2 separate regions of the Homo sapiens genome follow, and region 2 is linked to region 1. A link is a loop called in an ENCODE intact Hi-C map of the cell type or tissue named here. Cell type or tissue: ascending aorta. All regions are shown on one strand. Links, peaks and the distances in the headings refer to the core of each region. The heading gives the core; the rest is flanking DNA.

Region 1 (2,893 bases), core at 149-2,648:
GCAGCTGTCATTTCTGTGACCTCACTCGTGCCCCTTCTCCTTCCTTCTCCACTGCCTCCACCTGGTCCAGCCCATCACAGTCTCTGGCCAGCCACTCTGGCCTCTTCACTGGACCCCCTACCTACCTCTTTTTACTTATTTATTTTTTGAGAAGGGGTCTCGATCTGAGAAGGGGTCTCCAGCCCAGGCTGGAGTGCAGTGGCACGATCTCAGCTCACTGCAAGCTCCACCTCCCGGGTTCACGCCATTCTCCTGCCTCAGCCTCTCCGAGTAGCTGGGACTACAGGTGCCCGCCACTGCGCCCAGCTAATTTTTTGTATTTTTAGTAGAGACGGGGTTTCACCGTGGTCTCAATCTCCTGACCTCGTGATCCGCCCGCTTCGGCCTCCAAAAGCGCTGGGATTACAGGCGTGAGCCACCGCGCCCGGCCTCCCCTACCTACCTCTTAACCCTGCTGCCAGGTACCTTTCAGAACATAACTGAAGATGTCACTGCCCTGCGTTAGCCCCTCCCTTCTGCCCACACACCTCCCAGACCTTGCCCAGAAGAGCCTCTGCCACCCTTGCCTCTGCTTTCTTTCCTTCTCATGGCCCACAGTGCACCCCACTGCTCCTGTCCCAGCCTCTGGGACGGGTTTCCTATCTTCCCCCTATTCCCTGTACGCGGCCTGGGCTTCTCTTCCCAGATGTCAAGGCCTGGCTCACTGCGCTTCTGGAAGCCTGACTGCCAAAACGAAAGCGGCCCCTCAGCCCCCGCACCCAGTTGACCCTCCCACGACGGTGCTGCCAGCCTGGGACTTTCCTTTACCAGTGCTTGGCACAACCAAAGCCCCACAGCCGCCAGTGGAAACGATAATCCCATGAGGCTGCGCTGCCAGGGCGGGGGCACCAGCACTGCTGTTCGGCAAAGGCTTGGGGAGTGACGGGGCACAGCACTCAGGGCCTCCTGGGCTTCTGCGGACCCGCCCCTCTCCTGCATTCTCCCTGCTCCCTGGAGAAGACGGATCGCGGATGAAAGGTCCCCAGGCCGACTGCTCAGAGGTGGTTCTTCGCCCCCGCCGCCTCCCGGGACCAGCCCCGACCTAGGCTCAGCCCTCTCCTCCCCTCATCGGGACTTCTGGTCCCCACTCCACCCCATAGCCGGCTTCTCGATGAGCCCACGCTGCTGCTCCCGGCGGCCGGGCTCCGATCGCCGTCCTCCCCGAGAGCAGCCGGGGCCGGCTCTCCCGCCTAGTATCACCGCAGCCTCCGCGACCCCGCGGGCCGGCGCACACACAGCCTCTCGCCTCCACGGACCCCAATGCGTGCCCACCCCACGCGCGCCTCCGCTATGCCGGCTGCAAACCCAGCTCCCTCCCCGCACGGCCCCAGAGCTCCGGGCTCACTTGGTCTTGAAGCGGCCCACTCCGGCCGCGGTCTCTGCCATGTTGCCGCCGCCGCCGCTCCAGCTGAAACCTGCTAGGGTCCCGGCAGCCACCGCCGCGTGAGGGAGGTTAGCACCGAACTCTTCACAGAACGCCACACTCCCGGCGCGCTGCGATGGCGTCACCGCGCGCGACCACTGTGACGTCCCCGCCGGCGCCGCGCACTTGGCGCCATCTTTGCTTCGGGCAGTGGCGGCTGCATCGGGAAGCGGAAGCGGGCGGAGACGTTTCCGGCCTGGAGGGAGGGCCGTGAGCTGTGAGGGTGCTTCGCGGGTCGGTGGGGGTAGACCGGCGGATGTGGCATCGCTGGTGGCCTGGCTCTTTGATACCAGTATAAAAAGGCATTTGTAGCCAGCGTTTACTCCTGCTTTTCGGCGTTCTGGGATGTGGGGGTACCAGCTGTCGGGTGCGGTCCGTGCGTAGAGCCGTCAACCTGACCCTGCCCCTGGGCTCGCAGTGTGGCTCTTGATAAATAACGTAGGTAAATGAATAAACCGGGTAATCTCAAAGGCATTCATGTATTGAGCACCTTCTGTGTGCAAAGCACTGTAATCGGCACTTGGCGGACACCAGAGAAGAAACAGAACGGGCGACGAGTGATAGTTGCTGAGCGCGATGGAAAAAGGAGGAGGGCCGGGCGCGTTGGCTCACGCCAGTAGTCCCAGCACTTTGGGAGGCCGAGGCGGGTGGATCACCTGAGGTCGGAAGTTCGAGACCAGCCTGACCAACGTGGAGAAACCCCGTCTCTACTAAAAACAGAAAAAAAAAATTAGCTGGGCGTGGTGGCACATGCCTGTAATCCCAGCTACTTGGGAGGCTGAGGCAGGAGAATCGCTTGAACCCCGGAGGCGGAGGCTGCAGTGAGCTGAGATTGCGCCACTGGACTCCAGCCTGGGTGACAGCGTGAGACTCCGTCTCAGAAAAAAAGAAAGAAAGAAAGAAAAAAAAACAGAAGGGAGGGAGCGGAAGGGAGGAAGGAGGAGGCTGTATTGAGAAGGTGACGCCTGAGCAGACACAAGTTCGCGAAGCAGGGAGCCCTGTGGAACGAATGGTGTTGAGAACAGCCAGGGCACAGGCCTAGGACTGGGGGTGCCAAGCATTGAGTAGCAACAAGCCGGGTGGCTGCAGGGAGTGGGTGCAGAGGGCAGAGGGCATGCAGTTGCCTGTGCGCCGTGGCGAGGAGTTAGCTTTTACTCTGAGTTCAAGGTTTTGAGCCATTTGTGCTACTGGCTCTGAAGCTGGTAGAAAGTAACAGCCAGGCCGGGCGCGATGGCTCACGCCTGTAATCCTAGCACTTTGGGTGGCCGAGGCCGGTGGATCACGAGGTCAGGAGTTCGAGACCAGCCTGGCCAGCATGGTGAAACCCAGTCTCTGCTAAAAATACAAAAATTAGCCTGGTGTGGTGGCGGGTGCCTGTAATCCCAGCTACTCGGGAGGCTGAGGTAGGAGAATCGCTTGAACCCGGAGGCG
Region 2 (2,893 bases), core at 165-2,664, 250 kb before region 1:
TTTTTCCTAAACAGAGACTGGGAGGAGCCGGGCACGGTGGCGCACGACTGTATTCCCAGCACTTTGGGAGGCTGAGGCGGGCAGATCACCTGAGGTCGGGAGTTCAAGACCAGCCTGGCCAACATGGAGAAATCCAGTCTCTACTAAAAATGCAAAATTAGCCGGGTGTGATGCCGCGTGCCGTAATCCCAGCTACTCAGGAGGCCGAGTCAGGAGAATAGCTTGAACCCGGGAGGCGGAGGTTGCGGTGAGCCGAGATCGCACCATTGCACTCCAGCCTGGGCAACAAGAGAGAAACGCCGTCTCAAAAAAAAAAAAAAAGAAAATAGAGACGGGGTCTTACTATGTTGCCCAGGCTGGTCTGGAACTCCTTGGGCTCAAGTGATCCTCTCACCTCAGCCTCCCAAAGTGTTGGGGTTACAGGTATGAGCCACAGTGCCCAGCCATCTGCAGCCTCATAGGACAAGCTCAGAGGGTACAGACCCAAGCTCCATCTCCAAAAGCTCTCAGTGCCCCCAGGAATGAGCCCTTAGTGCATCCCCAACACTGCTCTCGGCACATGACACACAATCTTTTTTCTTTTTTTGAGACAGTCTTGCTCTGTCACCCAGGCTGGAGAGCAGTGGTGCGATCTCGGCTTACTGCGACCTCCGTCTCCTGGGCTCAAGCAATTCTCCTACCTCACCTTCCCAAGTAGCTGGGATTACAGACGCGCACCACCACGCCCAGCTAATTTTTGTATTTTTAGTAGAGAAGGGGTTTCACCATGTTGGCCAGGCTGGTCTCGAACTCCTGACCTCAGGTGATCCACCCACCTTGGCCTCCCAAAGTGCTGGGATTACAGGCGTGAGCCACTGCGCCTGGCCACAATCTTTATTTTAATTCCCATGATGCTTCTATGAGGCAGCAGAGCCCGGAAGTTAAAGGGGCTGTGAAGGCCTTCACAGTGCTGAGATCCAATCCAACCCTTGCTACTTAACTACCTGGGTGACCCTGGTCATTTTCTTTTCTTTTGAGACGGAGTCCGGCTCTGCCGCCCAGGCTGGAGTGCAGTGGCGCGGTCTCGGCTCACCGCAAGCTCCACCTCCCGAGTTCACGCCATTCTCCGCCTCAGCCTCCCCACTACAGGCGCCCGCCACCACGCCCGGCTAATTTTGTTTTTTTGTATTTTTAGTAGAGACGGGTTTCACCATGTTGGCCAGGATGGTCTCCATCTCCTGACCTCGTGACCCGCCCGTCTCGACCTCCCAAAGTGCTGGGATTACAGGCGTGAGCCACCGCACCCAGCCCACCCGGTCACTTTCAGGTCTCCAACCTTCGATTTTCCTCATCCCCAAAATGAGAATAACAATAACATCCACCTGTCAGGACTGGTTTGAGAATGAAAAAACCTAAAGCAGGATAAGGGCTTGTTACATTACTGGCAGAAGCCGCCGCCCCATTCTGTAGGGGAAATAGAGGTTCACAGAGGTAGGGTCACCTACCCAGGATCAAAGAACTAGAAAGCGGCAAGTGTGGGACTGGAAGGGGCCACAGGCTGGCTGCAGTGCACCAGCCCTCTTGCACTAGGCTCTGCTGCCTCCCTACGGACAGGCCCAGAGCCCAGATCCTGGAGAAACCGAGGCCCCACCCTCTTGGAACCACCAACAGGGCCCTAGACGCCCATCAGGTGCAGGAGGAAGGGGCCCAGAGGAGGGGAGGGCCAGGCTCAGGCATCGGAGGCAGAGAAGGGCCGGGACGCCGGCGTCTGCGAATGTCTACACCGGGCGCCCGGGGGCTCAGCAACCCGCGAGCACTTGTGGACGCACACCAGAGAGGGGGGATGACAGGCGCCCCGCAGGAGAGGCCCGTGAGGGTCGCAGCAAACCTGGGGGTTTCGTGGAGGGCTGTGAGGGTCCCGCGAGATCCGCGAGGTGTCTGGGTCTGGGAGGGTCGGTCGAGCCCGCAGCTCGGGCCATCCGGGCCTCTGCCAGCCCGGGATGAACTGCCCGCACCCCGGCCGCACCCTCCGGGTCGGCCCGGTTACCTTCCTCGCTGAAGGGCGCCGGGAGGCCGAGGAAGCCGCTGGGGGCCAAGGCCGCCGCCACCGCCGCAACTGCACCCTCGCCCGCTTCCCGCCCGGCTTCGGCCTGGGCTTCTGCCGTATGAGCGGCCGTCACCCGCACTGCCATCGCGCCCTCCATGTCGCAACGCGCCGCAGGAAGATGGCGGATTTACGACCATGTCGTCATAACAACGGGCCGCGCCGAGGCCAGCGTGAGGGAACGGCAAGAGGAGGGCGGGGCAGAACCGGAGCGGATTGACGGACAGGCGGGGAGCCGGGCCTGGATAGCGGTGTGGCCTTAAAGGGCAGAGGCGGGGCCGGGCGCGCTGAGAGCGAAGATGGGGCGGGACTGTGGGGAGGGCGTGGTTACGGTGGAGCAGATTGCCAGCCAGGGGGCGGGGCGGCAGAAGGACCTATGTTCGAGGCTGCACTCGGATTTGAGAGCCAGAGAACGCGAGGGGCGAGCGGACTGGCGGCTGCTAGGCAGCCGCGCCCCAGCGCTTCCGTACCTAAGGACAGGTCGCCCCGCCCGCGGCTGCTGCTGGGAAGCCGCCACAGCTCCAACCAGGGGTGTGGTGCCTGCTGCCCACTGACCGCCTAGGGTGTTAGAGCCTCCCAAGATGGTTACCCGGGTCACGGGAAAAGAACACGGGTCGGGGATGGCTCATGGGTAGCTCTGCGAAGCTGTTTTATTCTTTTATATACTTTTAATTTTTTTTTCTTTCTTTTTTGAGACGGAGTCTCTTTCTATCGCCCAGGCTGGAGTGCAGTGGCGCGATCTCGGCTCACTGCAAGCTCTGCCTCCCGGGTTCACGCCATTCTCCTGCCTCAGCCTCCTGAGTAGCTGGG

The links. Hi-C counts contacts between places; a loop is a spot of excess contacts. Peaks named below come from ENCODE experiments on the same cell type or tissue, not always from the same donor. Only the 100,000 strongest peaks of a DNase experiment are listed, where the experiment ranks them.
Region 2: a loop joins it to region 1, with 3.0 times the contacts of the local background. A loop is called at or near these places in 6 of 110 quality-filtered maps.

Annotation. Positions count from the first base shown.
Region 1 is chr16:1,970,697-1,973,589 of GRCh38, reverse strand. It overlaps TBL3 (transducin beta like 3), which reads right to left and starts at 1,537. Exons shown (of 22, transcript NM_006453.3): 1 at 1,385-1,537. The coding sequence starts at 1,425. RefSeq lists enhancers at 1,212-1,351, 1,412-1,751. In ascending aorta, for the core only: no CTCF peak of the experiment used is centred there; a DNase peak (open chromatin) is centred at 1,619; H3K4me3 peaks cover 2,455 bases; H3K27ac peaks cover 1,324 bases.
Region 2 is chr16:2,222,904-2,225,796 of GRCh38, reverse strand. It overlaps E4F1 (E4F transcription factor 1), which reads right to left and starts at 2,206. Exons shown (of 14, transcript NM_004424.5): 1 at 2,027-2,206. The coding sequence starts at 2,183. RefSeq lists enhancers at 16-516, 1,772-1,911, 2,142-2,311 and silencers at 1,992-2,081, 2,372-2,511. In ascending aorta, for the core only: a CTCF peak has its summit at 1,606; DNase peaks (open chromatin) are centred at 1,715 and 2,296; H3K4me3 peaks cover 2,335 bases; H3K27ac peaks cover 1,143 bases.